Linked DNA regions of Homo sapiens: regions 2, 3, 4, 5 and 6 are each linked to region 1. Evidence: read pairs that join two places in POLR2A ChIA-PET (ENCODE). Cell type or tissue: OCI-LY7. All regions are shown on one strand. Region 1 overlaps PRKAR2B (protein kinase cAMP-dependent type II regulatory subunit beta). Region 2 has its middle 53 kb from the start of PRKAR2B. Region 3 has its middle 80 kb from the start of PRKAR2B. Region 4 overlaps PRKAR2B (protein kinase cAMP-dependent type II regulatory subunit beta). Region 5 overlaps PRKAR2B (protein kinase cAMP-dependent type II regulatory subunit beta). Region 6 overlaps PRKAR2B (protein kinase cAMP-dependent type II regulatory subunit beta).

Region 1 (4,000 bases):
TTGTTAAACAATTGCACTATTTACTCCCTAGCCTCACCCCCAAGGACTTTAAAACTTTTTGACTGCAACCAAATACAATTTGATCATTATCCAGGAGGCACATACATCTGTATAACAGAAACTTTGGCAATAGTACAGGTACTTCCTTCTGTCAGATGCAGTGCTTTTTGATATTTCCTATTTGAATCAGTTATTTCTCCCTATTTTAAATTGTATTGAGACCTCCAGTTGAAAAACATTTAATTATAGGCTACAAAGTGATTGGCAAGGTTTCTTGTAAAGGGCCGGTTAGTAAGTGTTTTAGACTTAGGGCAACATGTGGTCTTGATCACTTCTTCTTCAGTTTTTTTTTTTAAACACATACACCTTCTGAGGGTTGCGGTTGTACAAAATTAGCTGCAGATCAAGGCCATAGCTTGCCGACCCCTGGTTAGAAGAAAAAAAAAAAAGTCAAAATAGTACCATTGGGGGAAAAAACAGGAGTGATCCTAAAAAGTATGAGCCTATCAGTTTGACATCTATGTCCAGAAATGTGTCTCATTAGAAAAGAACCCCAGATACTGGGCAATTCTGGCATAGTAAAGAATAAGGATTGGAAAACAAGTCTTAATTTACTATGACACAGCACAAGACCTGCTGGGTCAGTAATTCTGAAATTTTCATAGATATCTCAAGGAAGTTTGATTCAGAAATGACCATTACCCTGTACCATTTTTGGAGAGCTTTTTTAAATAGGTTGAGATGGGACATGATATCCTTTTCTTCCCCCTCAGTAGACATCCCACCCAGGTCATTCTGATATCAATAGTTCCATGACTGTACTTTGGAAAACATTAACAGATAGTGATAATACTATATTCTTCTTAACATTTAAAACATAATTGCCGTTAGTTGACAATTGCTGTGTGCTGTCTAAATGCTTTAATTTTTTTGTCTCAGCTTTATGAGAACGATAAGGCCATCACTTGCCCAGTGTTTCACGTGAGCTGCAAAATCAAGATTGGGATACAGGTGGACCTGGCTTCATCCCTGTGCTCTTGACTGCCCGATTCTATCTCCAGATGGGGCTGGGGCTAGCATAACCTGAGTATCCCTTATATGTCAAGCTCTATTTGGGACCCTTAATGTGTTTTATTGTTAAAGCTCTGAAAAATTAACTTGTCCAAGGTCACACATAAAACGAGTAAGTAGGGAAGCCTGATTTCTTACTCTTATGTATCTAACCTTGAAGCCCAGGATGATCAGGGAGTTCTTAAATGGAATTTGTTCTGTGGGCTGACTCACAAGTCAGGTTTTCCTGTTTTTTTTTCTTTTAGTAATGCTGATGGATTTGCATTGTTGGTTCATATCCTCTCTTGTGAATGTCTTTAACGTAAGTGATGGTATTTATGAGAGGTTGGAGTTAAAAGGCAAGTTTTTGACCATGCAACTTGTGCCCATTGACAAACGTAGGACAAACGTAGGGATCAAGCATGTGACCTTGACCTTATAATGTGGTGGTTTAATCAAATAAGCCAGGCACCTGCAGTTAGCTGGAAAAAATGTTGTCTGGCCAGGGGTCGGTGATTTTTGAGGGTCAGGTGGTGTGGCTGTAGGTGGCGCTAGAGCAAACAGTCAGATGGGTGAAGGTCATCTTCTTTCCTACCTTTCCAAAGGATCCCTTCCTCTTCTAATAGCTTTCTTTTCCCTCTCCTATTCTCTTCCAGTCTTATAAATTCTAATTGTTACTTTCCATTTGCTATCAATTCTGGTCGAAAGAGCAAGCTTTAGATGTTAGAATGATAGTGGCTTATGGTGACCCTTTCTAGGGAAACTCTCAAAGGCCAGAAAGAAGCCATAATGGAAACCTCTTGGCATCTACTCTGTCTCCCTCTTCCCCGTCCTAGAGAAAGCAAATACAGTTTGACATGTCATGTCTGAAAGGGTAGCATCCCTAGGCCTTGAATTTCTTAGAAGGTTTACGGTAGGCTATAGCATTGCATCAGTACTAGTTTGGAGTAAAATCTGTGGTAATTCATGATTTTATATAGGCATCATCAAGAGATCTTGTGTTGCCCCATAATTTCTTCAGTGGAATTGCTGAAACAAAAAATGAAGTAAATACCATTCAGATTACTCTGATAAATGGACAAGTGGTCAGAAACAAAATTAACTACACATGGGCACATGCAGAGCAGTCAACCTGGGAGAAAAAATAACTACCGTGATAGAAAATAAAGAGCTGATTTTCTGAGTTATAGAAGAAAAAGATCTAGAGTTCAAAGTAGATACACATACCAAAAATATAGACTCATACCCCATAAGACAAGCATATCAAAAGTAATAAATAGAAATTTACCATGTAATAACTGTGGCTTAATCCTCTTAACTCTGTCCCATGTCCAGTCTTGTTGGAATCTTACCTACCTTTTGGTTTTTACAGTTCAAAGGGAATTTGGAGAATTTACAAAACATCCTTAAGGTCAAGCAAAATATTGTAAAGTTTATATCATTGATATAAAATCTTACAGAGTTATATACTTTTTTTTTTGCAGAATAGCAATTTCATTGTGTTTTATGGAAATGAATCCAGTATTGCACTTCTTGGCGAGGTGAAGCAGGGAATGAGCTTATGTGGCAGTTTTACTTAGGATTTAATGTTATACAGTAATAAAATCCATATCTTTTCAGCTCATAATTTGTAGCTAAGAGCTCCAGGATTTTGTAATTAATGAGACTTTATAGTTTTTGGCTATTAGAGATTTACATGGTGGTTTTAAATCCTCCTGAAATGGATTAAATCATTCATGACAATGGCTAAAATATTGAAGCCATTATTTTAGTTATGAGCATAAAACAATAGTGTCAGAAAAGATAATAAAAATTATTTTGAGTTAGAGATAGTGATTGTGATTTTCAAAGCAGAAGTTAAGAACATTATTCATTTTACTAGTAATAGTAGGTGGATTGCTTTAGGGGTTGAAATTGGGAAACCAAAAAACCCCTTCTCTTACCATCTATTACTTTGGGCTTTGGAAGAAGGGTGGTAGAGGGAGAAAGATAATGAAGTCAGAAGGGAAAGGGGGAGGGAGAGAGCAAGAGAGAAGTAAAACCAGTTGTGAAGGCTTGCTTGAGTAACTTACACTTTGAAGACATACAATGGAAACACCTAAACAGAAATTGAAGCATTAGTACTTTAATTTTTCTATCAAAAACCAAACCATTTAGCTATTATTTTAGATAAGACAGTTACCAGCTTTTTTTTTTTTTTTTTTTTTTTTTTTTTGTGGATGCACATAAATTGATGTGCTGTGTCTGGGTAGAACAGGAGTGAATATTGAATGGTTATTTTATTGTTGCAAATCTCATTCCATGGATTCCAGTAAATTTCCAGCCGTCAAGATTTTGTTAACAGCTATGTTGAAAAACAATTGTGTTTCTTTTTCAGTTGTGCAAATACAAACAGGGGACCTATGAATCCATCAATTTGGGGTTTATTTTTGACCCATTAAGAAAATCGTTTGTCAGTAGTAGTAGTAATAAAGTCCTACAGTGGAGGTTGGGGAATGATGGAATATTTTAAGGTGAGAGATTCAGTGAAGAAGACTGAAGTGACTAACTGCAGGGTCTACTTTAGAAGTGTGGAGAATCACAGAAAGTGCTGAGATCTGGGATGGCCTATTAGAAACAATGTGTGAAACTTGGAAGGTAGGATAGTTCTTATTTTAAGAAAAAAGAAATGATTCGTCTTACATTTACTCTCTTTAGACTTCATTTTTTTCTGTTTTTGTTTGTTTTTTGGTAGAGATGGGTCTTCCTTTCTTGCCCAGGCTGGTCTTGAACTCCTGGCTTCAAGCAGTCCTTTTGCCTCAGCTTCCGAAAGTGTTGGAATTAGAGGCGTGAGCCACTGCTCCCTGCCTAGACTTAAGACACCATCCTTTTGTCAGAGATGGCCTCATAGATAGTATGTATGATCAATTTTGTTAATAGATGGGGCAGGTGAGAGACAGAGAAGTTCCTT
Region 2 (4,000 bases), 58 kb before region 1:
GATCTCATGAAATAAAACCTCCACACCATCTCTCTTACCATCTACTTCTTACTGTAACATAAGAAAGAATTAAATTTTCATCTTATTTAAAACAGTTATTTGGAGTATCTATTACATGTAGCAGAACCTATATAATAATATATACATTTTTATTTCTGCACCTGAGTTTTATATTTTTTATTAATTATATTATTATTATCTTTGAGACAGAGTCTTACTCTGTTGCCTAAGCTGAAGTGCAGTGGCGATGCTGCGGGATAATGAAGGAATCAGAGAGACCGAGGGGTTGAGGAGCAATTATTTAATTATTTAGGTGCACCGACCCAGTTGGATTAACATCCAAAGGACTGAGCTCTGAACAAAGAGTCAAGCTACCTTTTAAGCATTTCGTGGGGCGGGGGGAGATCTGTGCAGGGGGAAGCATATTACAGAAGCGAGAAACAAAGACAGTTATTCAATTGAGACATGCATTATATTATTTCTTACTTTTTAAGGCACAACATGTTTTACGACTTCAGATTATCTGTCTAGTGACCTTGCAGCTGCACAGCTAGAGAAACAGTCTTCACAATGCCTGGGAAAGGGAGAGATAAGTCTCATTAGCCACAGAAAAACAGGCAGTTAATTTTAAAGGACTCCAACTCTTTCTCTTCCTCAGGGGGAATTGGGTTTTCTTACATACAACTGAGTTTTTGCTTACGCATTCTTTAATTTCTTTTAATTTCTGTTTCAGCACCATCTCGGCTCACTGCAACTTCTGCCTCCCGGGTTCAAATGATTCTCGTGCCTCAACCTCCCGAGCAGCTGGGATTACAGGCATGCACCATCATGCCTGGCTAATTTTTGTATTTTTAGTAGAGTCGGGGTTTCACCATGTTGGCCAGGCTGGTCTTGAACTCTTAACCTCAAGTGATCTGCCCACCTTGGCCTCCCAAAGTGTTGGGATTACAGGCGTGAGCCACTGCGCCTGACCCTGCATTTTCTCGTAAGGCCAAATCACATCTATTCTTTTTTGACTCTCTCAAAATAAATCTCCAATCTTTGTTGTCCTTGTGACTTTGCAGTAAACTATCCAGGTACCCTCTATTTTTCTTTTTGGGTGAACCCAACCCCTCAAAATTACAAATTGTGATAAAACAATTAGCTTCCAAACTACATGCTCTACCCCTTTTTCTTTCTTTCTTTCCTTCCTTCCTTTTCTTTCCTTCTTTTCTTCCTGTCTGCAACAAATAGTTACCATGCTCCTACTGGATATCAGGCCCTACGCCGGATATTTTCAGAGGATACTAAGGTGCCAATATGTATCAAAATGTATCAATCAGAGTTTTAGTTCCCAGAGGCCTACTCTGGTTTATTTAAAAGAAATAGATCATTGGCCAGGCACAGTGGCTCACCTTGTAATTCCAGCACTTTGGGAGGCCGAGGTGGGCAGATCACGAGGTCAGGAGATGGAGACCATCCTGGCTAACACTGTGAAACCCCGTCTCTACTAAAAATACAAAATATTAGCCAGGCGTGGTGGCGGGCGCCCGTAGTCAGTCCCAGGTACTCGAGAGGCTGAGGCAGGAGAATGGCGTGAACCTGGGAGGCAGAGCTTGCAGTGAGCTGAGATTGCGCCACTGCACTCCAGCCTGGACGACAGAGTGAGACTCGTTTCAAAAAAAAAAAAAAAAGAAAGAAAAAGAAAAGAAACAGATCATTAAAAGAGCACTGGGTATCAGAATCACCAGAATGATTGGACAATTAAGATCATGGTTATGCAGCCAGGAAAACCATTTAAAATCATACTGCAGAACTGGCTTACAGAGGACAACTCTTGACCAGTACCAAACATTGGACACCTGTACCACTAACACCACTGGCCTTCAGCACTTGGGGCAGCCACCAGTATTACCACCTCTACTGCCCCACTGCCAGAGAGCCTTCCTCACCATCTCCATCATTGTCCCCAGCTCCCAGTCCAAGGTCTGGGCAGGCACATCTGGTTGTGGTGTCTACATCATGTGCCCAAGACACAGCTGTAATGGAAGCTAAGAAGGGATGTATCTTGAATTTTCAGCTTGTCAAATATTAGCAACCTGTGCACCACAGTAAAGCACACAGTAAAGATTTCTGTACAAAGTAAACAATTCTTGTTTGCAGATATAAGAAGGAAGTTCAGAAGCTGGGCTACAAAAACTGAAACAAACATTCACTATTTCTATCCAGACAGACTTAATGTACTCTCTGCATATCTAATGGACTATTAAATTTTAATGCATCAAGAAGCATGTGTTTTTCAGTTCTGTGCCTTTTTAGGAGGTGAAACTCTAAATAAATAGAGATGTTTGCTTCTTCACTTGTAGAATAATATAATGACTTTTAGGAAAAGCTATTTCTTCTCTTCCCGTCTCTGGACTGGCAAAGATGATCCTCAGTATGCCAGATGTGGTAGAAATTTGTAGGGAATTTGAAGGGGCGCTTTCTTATGTTTAGGGGAGTTCCGTATTGTATAGGTCTTCGCAGAAGAGTCTGATCCTTAATTTCAATATCCCTGGAAATTTGGGCCCAGGTGCAAAATCAGCTACTCCTTCCCAAAACTTTAAATCTAGAAAAAAAATGAAGCAAAGAAGCTGCGATGCTCAAGAATTCATCTGTGCCTTGTGAAGCCAACAGGGACATCCAGCATTTACTGACAATAACAGGTGTGTTCCATCTTCTGTTCTGTGGCATAATTTGGGCTCTTATTCTCACCTGAGTCTTGAGCCTGGCTTTCCTGGAAATTCTGTGACTTGTCCAAGTTCCTTTCAATAAATTGCTTTTTTGCTTAAATTATAATTTTTATTGTTTGCAACTAAGAATGCTAACCCACAAATAAGAGCTACCACTGAATTAAACTGTAGATGGTTTTTCATTTACAATCGTTTCACCTTAATAACATATTCACATACAAACCACTAAAAACTACTGAATGTTTTGCAGCACTGACTATCATATTTATATGGTTTTTCTTCATCATCATACTCTTAAAGACGAAGACTAGAAGGAACTCTGGGCTCTGTCTAGGCCACTTCCCTCAATGTGGGGAAATTGACACTCAAAGAGGTGATTTCTCATTCCAGCAAATGAATCTCATTTCTAAGGATGATTTCTGGTAACTTCTCCTACTAAATCTAAACCATCCCAAATTGAAGGCCTATCTCTTCTCATGCTGAAAATTTATTTTGGAAATGTTATAAGTTACCTTTCTATTCCACTATGCAAACCACCAAAGGAAATAAGAATACTGAGCCTAAAACCAATTCTATGCAAACATCACTAGTTTTGCTTGTTATTCCGCCCAGGTTTGGCATCTGTTTATCCATTTACTTAATCAAAACCATATTTTCTGAATTTGTTAATGAGCATGTTGATGGGAAGGAAGAAATCAAAAGACTTAAGGAGGCATCTGGTATGAGAGAAGGAAGTAGCTCACACTTCCTTCACAAGCTGGTGCTAAAAATGTTTAAAAATCACATGAACCAACATTCCTTACAGCCCCTCCCCACGTCCCCAATATCACTAATGCACATGAATGGAGAATACCCATCTGAATCCAAACGCATGCCCTGGTGTGTGGATTCAAACAAAAAATTCCTCCCCCCACCCTCAGCCCCCCACATAGCCTGTGGTTTCACTTATATGACAGTGACTGCTGGGGAGGGATTGCATGCCAAGTGTACTGGAGATTTGTAGGGTATCTGAAGGGCCTCTTTCCTATGTTTATGATATTCCCCATCATATAGGTCTTAGTGGAAGAACCTGATCCTTGATTTACCATCCCTGGAAATTTTGGCTCATGTGTGTAACTCAATCTTGGCCAATCAGATGCTCCTGCCCAAGATTTTAAATCTGGAATGAGCAAAGCAAAAAAGCTGGAATGGTCAAGCAGCATGGGAGAGCACAGCTTATAAGTGCCCCTCAGGGCATTCCTATTCATATGTGTTAAAAACACACATGGTTTTTGAGTTCACCTAAAATT
Region 3 (4,000 bases), 84 kb before region 1:
ACCAGCAATATAAGTAGTCATGGTCAACAGGTACTTGCTGTGATTTGGAGCTCTTCCTGAGTCACCTGCTGTAAAGAAAGTGAAGTAATTGAGGATGCTTTCCTATAGAAAGGAGTTTTTACATTGCAAATATCTATCAGGGCATCACTTCTCTTTTCCAAAAATAGGACTTTTATTCCAATCTACTTTGTTCTCCTTCAAAGAGAAACTGCATTTGAATAAAAGCTCAAGTACCACCTGCAGCACTTTGGCACACGCACGCTGAAGTTATTTCTGAAATGGGGGACTGTGGGGTTGGGGCAGGAGCAAAGTGTACTTAGGATGCTCTGAATTTAAACTTAAGCCACCAAGTGTGATTCCTGTGTACCTTAAATGCCAACTCTGTGGGAAGGTTTCCTAGATGTACCATAGTCTTTTCCAAGGCCATCCCCAGAGGCAAGTGCCTGCAGTAGTCTGTATCTAACAAACACAGTATGTTTAAAAGAGGCATCAGCACAACCTAGACACTAAAAGAGTGGGGAGAGACTTTATCTTAGAACATCTAAAGCCTAGGAGGCTGAAAAATTGAAAGATGAAGGAAGAGAGATTACTACAGGAGGTCTTCTTCAAGGTGTGGGGCTCATAGCTTTTTTAAGCATCAGCAAGAAAAGGAATCAAAGAGATGCCTTCTTCTCCCTCCTACAGCTTTGAAGCTCCAGCCTTCCTAAAGCTGAAGCCCACACTGACCTTTATGAGAAAGGTAGAGCATGGTTTAGTACTTGATCTTTGTTTTGCCCTTGGAAGTAACAGCCCCACCTGCCTGTTTTCTGAAGCTGGCCTTGTCCTGCCATGGGAGTAGTTCCTTGTCTTTTCTATAGATGAGAAAGCAGATGTTAGATACTGCTCTGAGGGAGCCCTGAAAACGAGTTATAATGATCTGAGCCTCAAAAGCAAATCTAACACTCAGGCCGATCCTAAAATGACTTTGCCACCTAACTAAAGCCATATGGCCTGAGTATATTCAAACTAGATTCTTTGCCAGAGAAATTCGTTGAGAGTCAACTGTTCTCTTTAAAATCATAAGCTTCTTTAAAATTATGAAGGGGACAGTGTCCAATTCTCTCCTCTTCTGGATTATTTGGAGAGTATCCAAAATAAGGTGTCTCTGACATATTGTCTTGGGACCATCTGTAACTGAATAAACTATGGTACCTGTTAAAAATTCAGTCCTCCGCCGGGCGCCGTGGCTCTTGCGTGTAATCCCAGCACTTTGGGAGGCCAAGGCGGGCGGATCATGAGGTCAGGAGATCGAGACCATCCTGCCTAACACGGTGAAACCCCTTCTGTCCTAAAAATACAAAAAATTAGTCGGGTGGGGTGGCAGGCGCCTATAGTCCCAGCTACTCAGGAGGCTGAGGCAGGAGAATGGCGTGAACCTGGGAGGCAGAGCTTGCAGTGAGCCGAGATCACGCCACTGCACTCCAGCCTGGGCGACACAGCGAGACTGTCTCAAAAAAAAAAAAAAAATCAGTCCTCAGCCCCACCTCAAACCTCTCCCCCATCTCAGACCTACTAAGTCAGATTCTCTGGAGGTGGGGCCTGGGAATTTTTGCAAATTTAGAGGATTCTGAGACATACGAGTGTTTGGGAATTACTGGATATGAGAATTAAACACTACCACTTTCTCAGAAAAATTTGGCCCAGGTGAGATCACAAACATTTTTTTCTAGCAGCCTCATGCTATTATGTCAACAAGACACTAGGGAGTTGCAGATCCATTACAGAACAAAAGATCTGAACACAGAATGGTGGGAACCAGTTTCCTTAAATGCTTCTGCCTTGCTGATAGTACTGGTGGCTGCTTAATGATAGTTTGCTATGAACAAAAGGAGCAGAGACTGGATGTGCAGGTGAATCTGCAATTGCCATGGAAACAGCAGCCATTATCACCGGAGAGGATCCCCTCTTAGGCAATCCTGCCATTCCGTTCAAAAACCCCAGCTTCTGCTTACTTTAGATTAGAAATCATGCTTTCTTGAGGCATGCTTCTGAGGGCTTATAAATGTGTATCCAAAAAAGAAGTAAACAGAGAATCATACTGTTTTCTTCTCTTACGTATCTTCCAAAAGCATTCCAGCATAATCCAAACAGGATGGAAATTCTCATCTCTTGGCACAAATCTCATATCATCCCTTGCATGTAGGGGAATAGGAGGGGTTGAGTTTGGGGTTGAAATAATTCATTTGCCTTCTTCCTTCCCCTACTTAATTAGTAGACCTAGTAATAAATGCATCTGCACTAGGATTTTAATTAAGTTAAAATTTTAAAACATTGTTTATTTTATACTGAGTTTAGAGGAATTTTTAAAAGTGTGACTGTGATGAAAACAATGCCACACTTATGTTCTAGAAACCTAGATGTTAATATGGAGCATATCATGCACAGTAAACACTGGATCTTACATTATGCATTGAACATTTTATCTTTGCCTAAAATGGAAAAATAACAGCAACTTGAAGCATATGTGCTTATCACATAGGAAATAAAGCTCAGTAGGCTGTGTCCTCACCAAGAGAACTTTCCACGTTCCTGAGCCAGGTTTTCTTCCTTCCAGGCTCAGAAACCCAAGTGCTCTCAAAGTACATGAACCCTCCTCAGGGACAGACTCATATTCACTAAGCCCCCAAAACAGAATACCAGATTATTCATTTATAATGAGAAGTACCTCTCCCAGGAACAGGAACACTCATGGATTGTATAACCAGCCCTTCCTCCTCAGGTTGGTGGACCTACAGGGCAGGCCAAATAATATAGTGGTCAAAATGCCATTTTGTTCTTTTACAGTCAGAAAAAGAAAACTATTGTAAGAAATGGAATACTAAAAGCCCTTGTAACAGATCCATTTCCGTAGGCAAAATGACAGAGGAAGTCAGATAATAATCAAAGATTGCCTGGAGAGCAGGAAATCAGAACAAAAAGAGTTCTCCAGATAAATCCAATGCTAATGGCATCAGGCTGAGATGGCCTGAGGCTTCACCTACATGATGGGATTGGTCCCACCAATAGAAGGGGGATTATTTCATCTCCTCTGGACAATGGTTTGGAGGGTCCTGCCAACTGTTCCTTATATTTTCTATTTGTTATGACTCTAATCCCCAAGCTGACCACCATGCTCCTGATTTTCACATTATTTCTTTAGCTATGCTTAATATTAGTCAGTTCACTGTCTTGCAAGCTGAAGAACATTGTCTTTGTAATGGCTTTGCATATTCCACATTCCGTATTCTATTCTGTACCATTGTGTGGAGTTCATAGTTTAATTCCGTGCCACCTCCTTCATTTTAATTTTTTGAGAGCATCCTTTCTAAAGCTCCAGATAGGTGGGCAACATAGCTGCATACAATGTTGTATTTCTTCTGATTTGCAAGTGACTCCAGCAAGTATTTGAAAAGATAATAATAAATTCCCACTCTGTCTCTTTCTTAGCATGGATTTGGTTCAGACTGAGCTATGCTGAGCCACCTCCGAATGCCATTGCAAGGATGTCAGTAGTTCCTTGGGAGCTGCTCTCCTCCTTATTGCTTGCCTTCTCCAGTTACTGTTCATTCATCACCAGTTACTCATTAGGTGAATGCTTGTATCTTAAACTGAGAGGGCTGGGGTGAAAGAGGAGAGTTCCCTTATGCCCCTCTCAGGATGTGCAACAAGGGTGTGGCTCACTCCTTCAGTAGCCCCGCTGCTCAGACTCCTAGGGGGGCAGGTACAGAGGCAGTAGGGAGCACTTTTGGGCTCCAGCCCCTCAGCAGCGTCTATGGGTGGGGGTCTGCGACTTCCGAAGCCCCAGCGGATGTGTGTTACAGTGTGCTCTCTCAGCTTAGCCATCTACATATGGCTTGTGCTAATCAGTTCAATAAACCCTCTGCCTTATCACAAGGGCAGGGGGCCAGTGTGACAGCCTTCTGTATCCCGAGTTCTTGCCCAGTGTATCAGAAGAATTAGATCACATGTGGGCTGGAAGGAT
Region 4 (4,000 bases), 72 kb after region 1:
CAATCAGAAGAAACAGTTTAAGTGTTGATAAGGAGCTTTATAAGGCACGATGACAGCTTTACAGAACTGCAAATACTTTATTTTGATTTGGCTGCAGAAGGTGGGGGTAGATGAATTCTAATGTAGTGAAACAATTGCAACAGGAATGCCAAGAACTAAGTCCTTGTAGTACTGGCACAATGTATAGTTCAGTGAAACAGCCCAGAAACAGACAAACACACTATGTGATAAAGTGGGTATCACAAATCAACAGGGTGTTAAGTAATAATATTGAGACAATTGATAAACTCTTTGGAAAAATAGTAGATTCTTACTCCAGATGATTTTTAATTAGGACTTAGGGGCTAGGCACTTAGAAATTTGAGAATTAGGATTGATTTCTGTGAATTAAAATTTAAGATCAACAGTAATGGATCAGAGGGTGGGGGTGTGTGTATGTGTAAAACAAGTTAATCTTAACCAAATATCTTGCCTACTGCCTACTGCCTACTGCACCACCTCGTTGAATGTGTCAATCCTGTGAACATGGCCAGCTTCATGGGCCCTGCACTCACGAGGGCCGTGCATTTGGTTTAATGCTCTGCTCTTGTTGTCCTTTGGAAAGTCTTAATTTTTGAAGATGGGGCCCATATATGGTGGTTTTTGTTTCGTTTTGTTTTGTTTTGTTTTTGCACTGGGCCATACAAATTATGTAGCATTCCTGCCTATGAAGTTGGCCATCTCTGGGGACAGAAAGTTAGAGAGCCAAGCTTTAGAAGTAGATATCCTTGTGTTCTCTGGAGAGTCGCAGCCAACCCAGTTAAAGTGTCCCAGACACATTGGCAGGGCCATCCCTATTGAGTGCCTCAGGCTATCCAGCCTGATTCCCTGAAACATTCAATTTATTTAACAAAGTTTCCTACTTCCCATTTCCTGCTCACCAAGCAATCTTTCAATAGTGACTTGGCTGCTTCTTTGGTTTTCCAGCAGGGAGAGATCTAGCTAGTTGTGCTGGTCCCATCCTTCATTCAGGAAGGTAGTTACTAAATTGGCAATCTGGTTTCATATGTCAGTGAGGTTCTTTAATGTGAGCCTGCTTCTGCATGACTGGTCCATTCCTGTTACGTTTCTGAGACTGAAGGCTGAAGTCCAGGAATTACGCGGGTAAATTCACCAAAGCAGTCATGTGTAGAATAGTGGTTAAGAGCAAGAGCTTTGGAGTCAAGACACACAATCCTGGATAAAACGTGGGTCCTGTCACTTACTAGGATGTATGTATGATCTTGGCTTTCCTGTGCCCTAGTCTTTCATCTGTCAAGTGATGACATTAACACCTACCTTAAGGTTGTTGTGAGGTTGAATGAGATGATGTACTTTAGATCAGGGTTTCTCAGCCTCGGTACTGTTGACATTTTGGGCCAGGTAATTCTTTCTGTTCAGGGCGGGGTGTTCGGTGCATCATAGAATGCTTCCAGCATCCCTGGCCTGTACCCAGTAGATGCTAGTGGCATCCCTCTAACCCCCTATAGTTGTGACAATTAAAATGTCACAGAGGTGGAATCACCTCTGGTTAGTACTTGGTTAAGAGTCACTGGTTAAGAGTCTCTTGGTTAAGAGTCACTGGTTCAGGTGTTTAGAGTGGTGCCTGGGGGAAAGAAAATGTTTTATGATATAATAATAATAATGGGAATAGTGGTACCAAAGATGATACTACTTTTGATGCCACCCTGAGGGACCTAGGAAGACATTCGTCAGCCTTTCATTTATTCTTTGTCCTTAAATTTTTATATCTATGCCAGAATAAACTCCATGTAGATTAAATAGTACATGTAAAAAGCTCTACCTTTAAACAACTGAATGAAAAAGAAGTAAATCTTCAGATTTGCAAATAAGGAAAGGGTTTTCAAGGTCAAAAGCAGTGATACTTCTGTGATGTTTAATGTTGGGTTTAAAACACATTGGGGAATTTTCTTTCCTCATAGATATCATGACATTAAAAATAAATATGCATAATCTATAAAAACTTTGTAGTTACAATTGAAAAGCAAATTGGATAAAATGATTGTGAGTAATATGACAGATAAAGTGGTATGAAAAAACTAATTTAAGTCAAAAAGAAAACCAAATATTTCCTATAGATAAGGACAAAGGAGGAAATACAACCATCCTATAAACATTTGCTATGGCTTAAAATCTTTGTCAATTTAAATAAATAATTTAAAATTTTTTTAAATATTATTAAATTCAAACTATTTAATAATTTTTTAAAAAATTTTAAATTATTTATTTAAATTGACAAAGATTTTAAGCAATAGCATCCAATTCTGTTGTACAGTTAGGGGGGTCTTATTACATATTTTTTGTCGGACAATCGATAGGTACAATCCTTCTAGAAAGAAACATGGTGATAAATGTGCCCTAAAAATGGTCATACAATTTAGCCCCTGCAAATAACTTTGGGAATAATGCTTACAGCATAATCTGAAATATAGACAAATATCGATGCATGAAGGTGTTTACTGCAAAGTTGTTTTAATATAAGCCAGCTAAATGTTCAGTATTAGAGAAATAGTTATTTACGGCATATAATAATCTGCAATCCTTAAATGATAATCTTTACACAGTGTTTCTAATGACATGCAAAATTCTTACAGTGTTAAATGAAAAAAGTAGGTTTTTAAGTTGCATATGCAATGTAAACTCAACCCAGAAAAAAGACTGGAAGGAAATACCCAAAACGTTAATATTTGTCGCTGAAGTACGCAAAATGTTAATATTTGTTCCATAATATTTAGATTATGGATAATTTGTGAAAGTTAGTCACAACTATATGATTAAATTCATCATTTCATGGCAGACAGCCTTTTCTTTTGTTTCTGTTCCTTTAGGTAATGTTTAGATATCATGCCTTGGAAATGAAAATGAAAAGGTTTAAGCTATGTTTCTCTAAATAGGAGAAATAAAAAAGAAAGTGTCAATGCCCTAAAATACAGCTTTATTTTTAAGTAAATTATAAATTGCAATATGAAACCAATTTTGGGGGGTAGACTGCTTCTCCTGGTTGAGGTGAATTAATGGTTTTTTATACCGTGGTACTCTTTTTGTTCATTAAGTGTTAACGATGTACTCATTGTAGTATGGTTTTTGATGAAACAATCTTTAAGATGTTCATTTTTGTTTTTATAGTATGTGCAGAAGCTTATAATCCTGATGAAGAAGAAGATGATGCAGAGTCCAGGGTATGTAATTTACTGAATGAATGAATTTTAAATTGATGCCCTTGTCATATATAAGGAAAATAATCATAGAAAAGATTTAACAGGCATGTAGGTTAACAGGAGACATAATGGAATTATTTTGACTGTTTCTTTTCCTAGTCTCATCTCCAATAGCCTACTCCTGCTGTGAGTCTTGCAGAATTATTTTTATCCAGAGAGTATTTCTCTTTACAAAATGTATCCTGGTGATGAAAAGTGTTTTCAGCTGTCTTTCTCATAGTGATAATATTATTTTTCTTAGACAGTGTTTCTAGTAAACAAAAATACTGGGAAAGACCTTCTACGCCTATTAATTTATAACAACGGAAAGTTACTCTGAAACAAACAAATCACGGTAAAATCACATCCAGTGTGTCAGTACAGCAGTTAGGATTATTTTTTAAATCTGTGAGTCTTCATAGTTTGCTCAGCAGCTGACTTCTTGCAGGCCCTAATGTTTTTGTAAGAATTTGTCCACTGTGATTTCAGCAGTTTTTAAGCTATGTCTTTCAGCTCAGTTCTACTATTTATTTAGTAAAAAGTAAACTAAAAGATGACTATGCCTGGAAATGGAAAGTAGTAATTTCTGCGTCACCCTCCCCCCCTTTTTTTGAGTACATGTGTTGCAAAAGTGCCTCTTGTTTCTTTGGCCTTAAACAGTATAAACAAAAACTTATTTTTGTAGCTCTGAAAAGTACATAAGTAAGATTGAGGTTTCATGTGGAGAAGCAGCTACTACGTCCCTAAGTCGTTACATCATTAAG
Region 5 (4,000 bases), 77 kb after region 1:
ACCACCACATACCTGGCTAATTTCTGTATTTTTAGTAGAGATGGGGTTTCGCCCTGTTGGCCAGGCTGGTCTTGAACTCCTGGCCTCAAGTGATCCACTCACCTTGGCCTCCCAAACTGTTAGGATTACTGGCGTGAGCCACTGTGCCTGACCGATATACAGTGTTCTTTAAAGAAAATGTCTAAGTTAAAACCTTACTTGTTAACTGTTTTTCTAATTTTTTTTTTTTAATGGAAAGGCAGCAGAAATTTAGAGCAGAAGTTGGCAAACTTTTTTTGGTAAATTTTTTTTTAACTGAAAAATGCACTATTTTCAGAGAGTAAATATTTTAGGCTTTGGGGAGTCATGGGGTCTCCTTTGCAACTACTCAGTTCTGCTATAGTAGCTTGAAAGCAGCTGTAGGTAATACATCAATGAAAGGCATGTCTGTTGGGTTACATTAAAACTTTATGACGCTTGAATTTGAATTTAATATAGATTTTATGTGTCAGGAAATATTATCATTTGTTTGATTTTTTTTCCCCCAGTCATTAAAAAAATGTAAAATTATTCTTAGCCTAGAGGCCATACATACAAAAACAGCTTTGCCTGCAGGTGTAGTTTGCTGATCCCTGGTTTAGAATATAGACTCTGTAGCTGGCCTGGCTGGCATGAATTCTGGCTCTGCACCTTGTGGACTGGATGACATTGGACAAGTGATTTGGGCAAGTTGATTTCCTTAACTCTAAATTTCTTAACCTGCTTCATGGGATCTGTCACTAGGATAAAATGAGTTAATATTAGTAAAGCCCTTAGAATAGTACCTGGCATGTATTTATGCTATGTTTGTTTAACAAATAAAATTTTTATCTGAAATCAGGAATGAATTTTAATGAAAACCAAAGTGGCCTCTAGTACACTAAAATCACACTTTGGGTGTATTGCTGAGGCCTCAGTGATCCAGAGAGAGATCCCTTAGGTGGGATCATGCTAAGCCCCAGAGGAAAAATGTAGGAGAGCATCTTCAGAGCAGGTGGCTGCAGTACAGAGGAGCTGGAGTGTCAGAGACCACACCCGCTTTCTGGCTGTTTACTTTCCCCAGTGAAGAGGGATTTTACCGACGAGGTTAATTACAGAGAGTGGACTCTGAGTGCTGAGGAGTAATGGCAGGGTGAGGGAAAAGGGAAACAGGAGGAGAGCAGTAGACCATAGTGATGGAGGTGGGGCTGAGAAAAAAAATACTACTTAGAAATGGTGATTGGGCTGGGTGCAGCGGCTCATGCCTGTAATCTTAGCAGTTTGGGAGGCCAAGGCGGGTGGATCATGAGGTCAGGAGTTTGAGACCAGCCTGGCCAAGATGGTGAAACCCTGTCTCTAATAAAAATACAAAAATTAGCTGGGCACAGTGGCAGGCACTTGTAATCCCAGCTACTCAGGAGGCTGAGGCAGGAGAGTCGCTTGAACCCAGGAGGCAAAGGTTGTAGGGAACCGAGTGCACCACCACTGCACTTTAGCCTGGGTGACAGAGCAAGACTGTGTCTTAAAAAAAAAAAAAAAAAAAAAAGAGGCCAGGCGCGCTGGCTCACGCCTGTAATCCCAGTACTTTGGGAGGCTGAACTGGGCAAATCACGAGGTCAGGACATCAAGACCATCCTGGCTAACATGGTGAAAACCCGTCTCTACTAAAAATACAAAATACAAAATACAAAAAAAAAAAAAAAAAACCAAAGCCAGGCGTGGTGGCAGGCACCTGTAGTCCCAGCTACTCAGGAGGCTGAGGCAGGAGAATGGCGTGAACCCGGGAGGCGGAGATTGCAGTGAGCTGAGATCGCACCACTACACTCCAGCCTGGGCAACAGAGTGAGAATCTGTCTCAAAAAAAAAAAAAAAAAAAAAAAGTCGTCATTGGTACGAGAGGTAGCAGGAAGAAGAGAGAAGAGGAAAAAGCTGGATTTCTGTGTGAAGGCTTATAGGAATTGAATGGGTTGGAGAGAAAGACATAAAGTTGACCAGAGCGAAGCAGGTGCACGATACTGATGCCTGATGCACTCTCCTCTCCCCCCTTTCCTTTCTGAGAACAGCTTCTCAGCAGGCAGACATCTCGGTTGCTTTGGTTTGAAGTTCTAGATGGATTTTGTGAAGTGAGAAATGACTTTCTGTTTTGTTTTAGTGTGTTAGCCTTCCTTATTTGAAGTAGGAGGAAGTGAAGTTTGGTTGGTGTGGTTTGGTTAATACCTGAATTTTAAAGGTTTCTTATGCAGCAGTGAATGAGAAGTCCCTGGGATCTACTTTGTCTGTGTTTGTGTGTCATCTTAGAATCTAGTTTGAGATGAATATTGGGCAGATAGTAAACAAAGGTTTACATCTACCTTACCCTTAGAGGGGAAAGTGCAGTGACCCTTTCTCTTACTAGCTAGTAGTTCTTTCATGTAGTCTTTACATAATGCAAATAAATGGTATATATATCAATAGTTTACATATAAATAGTTTAGCAATACTATAAGTTTCCCCAATTCTTTTCAGGCTTATAATTTTCATTAATTTTTAGCCATCTGATGTGGTTTGAAATGCTGATTTAAATTTCCCATTGTGAGTTTTGATGTTTGTGGCTATAAACTCCACTGCTGCCTGATTCTGTGAGCTCTGATGCTCTGATGGTAGGGCAGGCTGCCTGAAGAGGCAAGGTACCTGCCCATCAGCTCTTGTGGTCACTCTTTGAGTGAGCATTGGAATAGGAAAGGGTGGTGTGTAGGTCTTCAGGAAAACCAACTCCGTGTCTGCTGCTTTTAGGACTACCCCTTGCCCCTCTAACTCATTTTATAGTTACAAACTGTTCATGTTCACAAAAGAGTGGACCTTTTGGTCCAAGTCAGTTGAGCCTCCTGCTAGTGAAAAGGGACTCGAGAGATAGCAAGCCACACTTACACACACGGCATTCTGCCACTCTTCACACTCTAGAATACAAGTTTAGTGAGAATATAGCACACTAGTTTCCTTGAGTTCCTTCTGAAATCAGTGCACCAGCCAGCCTCCTTGGACTCTTTTTCCCTGGAACACATATTCTCTTGGAGTGGCAGTGCATGATTGTTTGCTCCCTTCTAAAAATCACTTGCTCGCTGTGGGGCAGGTACATACCACATGTGTAAAAATATATTCGGCATCTAATGCCATATACATTTAAACATTTTACTTCTTTCCAGGGACCTTATCAAGATTCAAAAGAAAGAATTACATCCTGAAAGAGTATTAAACTCAGTAGAAACAGAATGACAGCAGTCCAAATTTTCAGTGTAGCTGCTGGCACCTGTTGTCCTTTTGTACGGGTCCCCACTGGCTGGGAGCTTTGGAATCTTCCTAGCCAGTCACAGTTGTGTGCATAATGAACTTGCTAACCTAGGGGAAAATATGCTTTTGAAAAACATTTCAGTGCTATATTGATGAATGGATACCAACCTCCCCCGAACAAGGTGAATTATGTTCCCCTACTTGGTAGGCTCATAAGTTACCAGTCACCAAAAGTGAATCTCAGCACCAACCTGAAGCAAACTTGAGCGCTAACAGTTCTTCTTTCTAATGTTGGTTCTGATTTTTGTTAGTTTTTAAAATCTCTTTGAGTGAGATGGTATTGGCTAATGTCTTTGTTTTTTAAATCTGATGTCCTTTTAGATTATACATCCAAAAACTGATGATCAAAGAAATAGGTTGCAAGAGGCTTGCAAAGACATCCTGCTGTTTAAGAATCTGGATCCGGTAAGATAAATCTTAATAATAGAAATGGCTTTGTTTTTTCCCCCAGTGACAGTGTCAAGAACTGTACAGGGTCTTGAGTTTTGCCCTCTTTGTAAGCTGATCACCCTGGGGTGATGGTAAAGGCCCCCTTGCGGATGCTTGAATGCACAGTAGGTTGAACTGCAGGAGAGGAATATTGAGTTTGGGGGAATATACTGCTGTTGGAGCAAGAAGTAAAGAAGCCTGAGGTGTTTGTCCTGTGGAAGATATTCTCTCATCTCTCAAGATGTTA
Region 6 (4,000 bases), 52 kb after region 1:
TTGTGGTTTATCTACCTTTGGTCTTTGATGATGGTGACGTACAAATGGGGTTTTGGTGTGGATGTCCTTTCTGTTTGTTAGTTTTCCTTCTAACAGTCAGGACCCTCAGCTGCAGGTCTGTTGTAGTTTGCTGGAGGTCCACTCCAGACCCTGTTTTCCTGGGTATCACCAGCAGAGGCTACAGAACAGCAAATATTGCAGAACGGCAAATGTTGCTGCCTGATCCTTTCTCTGGAAGCTTTGTCTCATAGGGGCACCCAGCTGTATGAGGTGTCAGTTGGCCCCTACTGGGAGGTGTCTCCCAGTTAGGCTACTCGGGGTTCAGGGACCCACTTGAGGAGGCAGTCTGTCCATTCTCAGATCTCAAACTCCGTGCCCAGAGAACCACTACTCTCTTCAAAGCTGTCAGACAGGGACATTTAAGTCTGCAGAAGTTTTTGGTGCCTTTTGTTCAGCTATGCCCTGCTGCCAGAGGTGGAGTCTACAGAGGCAGGCAGGCCTCCTTGAGCTGCGGTGGGCTCCACCCAGTTTGAGCTTCCAGGCTGCTTTGTTTACCTACTCAAGCCTCAGTAATGGTGGATGCCCCTTCCCTAGCCTCGCTGCCGCCTTGCAGTTTGATCTCAGACTTCTGTGCTAGCAGTGATTGAGGCTGTGTGGGTGTTGGACCCTCCTAACCAGGCGCGGGATATAATCTCCTGGTGTGCCGTTTGCTAAGACTGTTGGAAAAGCGCAGTATTAGGGTGGGAGTGTCCCGATTTTCCAGATACTGTCTGTCATGGCTTCCTTTAGCTAGGAATGGGAATTCCCTGACCCCTTGTGCTTCCCAGTTGAGGCGATGCCCCGCCCTGCACCGTGGGCCGCACCCACTGTCCGACAAGCCCAAGTGAGTTGAACCCAGTACCTCAGTTGGAAATGCAGAAATCACCCGTCTTCTGCGTTGCTCACCCTGGGAGCTGTAGACTGGAGCTGTTCCTATTCGGCCATCTTGCATGAGAAATCTTTTTTTTTTTTTTTTTGAGACGGAGTCTCACTCTGTTGCCCAGGCTGGAGTGCAGTGGCGCAATCTCAGCTCACTCCAACCTCCGCCTCCTGGGTTCATGCCATTCTCCTTAGCCTCCTGAGTAGCTGGGACTACAGGCCCCCACCACCATGCCTGGCTAATTTTTTGTATTTTTAGTAGAGACGGGGTTTCACCATGTTAGCCAGGATGGTCTTGATCTCCTGACCTCGTGATCCGCCCGCCTTGGCCTCCGTAAGTGTTGGGATTACAGGCGTGAGCCACCGTGCCCGGCCAGTCCTGTGCCCACTTTTAAATTGGGTTGCTTGTTTTTGTTGTTGTTGTTGTTGAGTTGTAGGAGTTCTTTATATAGTCTAGATATTAATCCCTTGTCAGATACATGGTTTATAAATATTTTATATCATTCTGTGGGTCACATATTTACCTTTTCTGGTGCTCTTTATTTCTTCCTGTAGATTTGAGTTACTATCTAGTATCATTTCCTTTTAGCCTGAAAGAGTTCCTTTAATTCCTTGTTAGGTGCATTTGCTAGCTGCAAATACTCCTAGTCAGTGTTATCTATCTGGACATGAGTTCATTTCACTGTCCTCATTAAAAGATAGTTTGGCTAAATAGAGAATTCTTGGGCAATAGTTTTTTCTATTAGCACTTGGAATATACCATCTCACTACCTTCTGACTTCCATTGTTTCTGATGAGCAGTTAGTAATTGTTTTGTTGTTCCCCTGTATGAAATAAATCATTTCTCTCTTACTGCTTTGACAATTTTCTCTGGTTTTGAGTTTAACAGTTTGATTAAAATGTGTGTGGGTATGGATTTCATTGTGTTTATTCTGTGCTGAGGTTCATTGAACTTCTAGAATCTACATAAATGTTTTTGTAAAATTTGGAAAGTTGGCCATTTTATTGTAACATTTTTCTTTGCTTCTCTCTCTGTTTCCATTTTTTATGGAACTTCTATTATACTTAGGCTAGTATACTTGATGTCTCACAGATATCTACGACTGTCTATTTTTATTCATTCTTTTTTTCCGTTTTTCAAATTGAATAATTTCCCTTAATCTGTCATCAGGTTCCTGATTCTTTCTTTTGCCACTTCAAATCTCTTGAGCCCACCTAATGAGTTTTTCATCTCAGTTATTGTGCTTTTTAACTCCAGAACTTGCTTTTTTTTTTTTTAGAATTTCTCTCTTTATTGAGATTCTTTATTGAGTCGTTTTTACTCTTTGATTGATTAAACCTGATTTCCTTTAGCTCTGTGAACATATTTATAATAGCTGCCTTGAAATTGAAATCTTTGCTAAGTCTAACAACTGGCCCAATTGTAGATCATATCTGTTGACTGCTTTTTTCTGGAATATGTATCACACTTCCTGTTTCTCTGCATATCTTACAAGTTTGCTGAGGACTGGACATTTTAGATTATACATTGTAGCAGTTCTGGATTCTGATTTCCTCCCTCTCCAGGTTGTTGCTTATTTTTTTTTTTTTTTTTTTTTTTGTAGCTTGTCTACTAAATCTGTATGCTCTGTCTTTGCCATGGTATGTGGCTGCTAATGTTTCTGCTTTTCGTTTGTTTGTTTTTATTTTTAACCCTGGCCTCTCAAGGTTAGCCCCTGTATCTTCGTGATGCAGTGACCAGTGGTTGGTCAGATTATAAGGGCAATGGGACTTGTGTGAGTTTGGGGGCATATCCAAATTTTAGGCAGTTTTCAAGTATACTAGCTTTTACTTTCTGCCAAGCTAACTCATACCTCCTCTAAGTGCGCTGTAGCCACCTCGACAGCCTAGAGATATGTAGAGGGCTAGGGCACTGCCCAGTTTCTCCGTCCTACCCACACTGCCTTCCAGGCAGCCACGGATGCTTGGAGAATTTATCAAGTGCCTCCGTGTCTGCCTCATTTTCTGTTAAATTTCTGGTTAGTTCACTGCATCCAGGACCAAGCGTCAGGCTCTCTAAGCTTCTACCCTTCCTGCTTGTTTGTCGGTTTTTTGGTTTTGTTTTGTTTTTGCTTTTCTTGTATTCTCTCAATCAAGTTAGCCTCTTCCTGCAAAGCTGGTAGAACCACCATGCTGACCAACCTGGTGGGTGAGGGATTGCAGCCCTAGGCAGGAATGCCATGGGCTACCACTGTCCTAACTCAAAATCAGTAGCTATTTTTATGAATAAATTCTTAATTTGTTGTATGCCTTTGGTTGATTTCCAGAGCCCTGATCCTTTTTTTTTTTTTTTTTTTTTTTCCAGTTTTGTTTAGTTTCCTCATTGCCTTTTGAGATGAGGACTGGCCATGCTCCTCATTCTGCTGTATTGTGCTTCTAAAGATAGTTTTCAAGTAACCAAGGTGAGACAGGAGATCAACAAGACTCACCAGTCTGCTGATCAGAACACGATACAAAAAATTAGCCGGGCATGGTGGCACGTGCCTGTAATCCCAGCTACTCTGGAGGCTGAGGCAGAGAATTGCTTAAACCTGGAGGGGCAGAGGTTGCAGTGAGCTGAGATTGCACCACTGCACTCCAGCCTGGGTGACAGAGCGAGACTCCGTCTCAAAAAGAAAAAAATAACAGCTAGAACTAGGAATTATAATATATTTGCATAAGATACTCCAACCAGCACCAAGACAGTTTACAAATGATGCCATGGCAATGATCTGGAAGTTACCTTATATGGTTCTGGGAACTCCCCACCCCTTTTCTAGAAAGTTTGTGAATAATTTAGCATATAATTAAGAGTGGGTATAAATACAGCTATCCTTGCAGGTTGCTTTGGGCCACTCTGCCTGTGGGATGGCCCTGCTCTGTCTATGGAGCAGCCATTTGGCTATACGCTGTTGCTCTAATAAATTTGGTTTCTTTCACTGTCAGCTTGCTCTTGAATTGTTTCTTGAGCAAAGCCAAGAGCCCTCCCAGAGTTTCTTGAGCAAAGCCAAGAACCCCCCAATTTTGGGGTTCACCAGCATTATTAGGTTTTCCTCATTTTCAT

The links. Peaks named below come from ENCODE experiments on the same cell type or tissue, not always from the same donor. Only the 100,000 strongest peaks of a DNase experiment are listed, where the experiment ranks them.
Region 2: POLR2A ChIA-PET joins it to region 1 with 7 read pairs; 4 of 35 experiments call an interaction of 5 or more read pairs at or near these places.
Region 3: POLR2A ChIA-PET joins it to region 1 with 7 read pairs; 5 of 35 experiments call an interaction of 5 or more read pairs at or near these places.
Region 4: POLR2A ChIA-PET joins it to region 1 with 7 read pairs; 4 of 35 experiments call an interaction of 5 or more read pairs at or near these places.
Region 5: POLR2A ChIA-PET joins it to region 1 with 5 read pairs; 4 of 35 experiments call an interaction of 5 or more read pairs at or near these places.
Region 6: POLR2A ChIA-PET joins it to region 1 with 5 read pairs; 3 of 35 experiments call an interaction of 5 or more read pairs at or near these places.

What each region holds. Positions count from the first base shown.
Region 1 is chr7:107,047,098-107,051,097 of GRCh38, forward strand. All of the region lies in intron 1 of PRKAR2B (protein kinase cAMP-dependent type II regulatory subunit beta), which reads left to right. Among named protein-coding and RNA genes, the nearest start is that of PRKAR2B, 4.4 kb to the left of the region's middle. In OCI-LY7, CTCF peaks have their summits at 1,597 (motif pointing right) and 1,804; DNase peaks (open chromatin) are centred at 1,564 and 3,094; H3K4me3 peaks cover 3,659 bases; H3K27ac peaks cover 3,284 bases.
Region 2 is chr7:106,989,295-106,993,294 of GRCh38, forward strand. No RefSeq gene overlaps it. Among named protein-coding and RNA genes, the nearest start is that of PRKAR2B, 53 kb to the right of the region's middle. In OCI-LY7, no CTCF peak of the experiment used is centred here; no DNase peak of the experiment used is centred here.
Region 3 is chr7:106,962,764-106,966,763 of GRCh38, forward strand. No RefSeq gene overlaps it. Among named protein-coding and RNA genes, the nearest start is that of PRKAR2B, 80 kb to the right of the region's middle. In OCI-LY7, no CTCF peak of the experiment used is centred here; a DNase peak (open chromatin) is centred at 168; H3K4me3 peaks cover 1,056 bases; H3K27ac peaks cover 1,226 bases.
Region 4 is chr7:107,118,787-107,122,786 of GRCh38, forward strand. PRKAR2B (protein kinase cAMP-dependent type II regulatory subunit beta) reads left to right here. Exons shown (of 11, transcript NM_002736.3): 3 at 3,166-3,218. Among named protein-coding and RNA genes, the nearest start is that of PRKAR2B-AS1, 41 kb to the left of the region's middle. In OCI-LY7, no CTCF peak of the experiment used is centred here; no DNase peak of the experiment used is centred here.
Region 5 is chr7:107,124,567-107,128,566 of GRCh38, forward strand. PRKAR2B (protein kinase cAMP-dependent type II regulatory subunit beta) reads left to right here. Exons shown (of 11, transcript NM_002736.3): 4 at 3,646-3,729. Among named protein-coding and RNA genes, the nearest start is that of HBP1, 42 kb to the right of the region's middle. In OCI-LY7, a CTCF peak has its summit at 3,843; DNase peaks (open chromatin) are centred at 1,069, 2,085 and 3,835; H3K4me3 peaks cover 1,929 bases; H3K27ac peaks cover 3,324 bases.
Region 6 is chr7:107,098,641-107,102,640 of GRCh38, forward strand. All of the region lies in intron 2 of PRKAR2B (protein kinase cAMP-dependent type II regulatory subunit beta), which reads left to right. Among named protein-coding and RNA genes, the nearest start is that of PRKAR2B-AS1, 21 kb to the left of the region's middle. In OCI-LY7, no CTCF peak of the experiment used is centred here; no DNase peak of the experiment used is centred here; H3K4me3 peaks cover 2,675 bases; H3K27ac peaks cover 2,663 bases.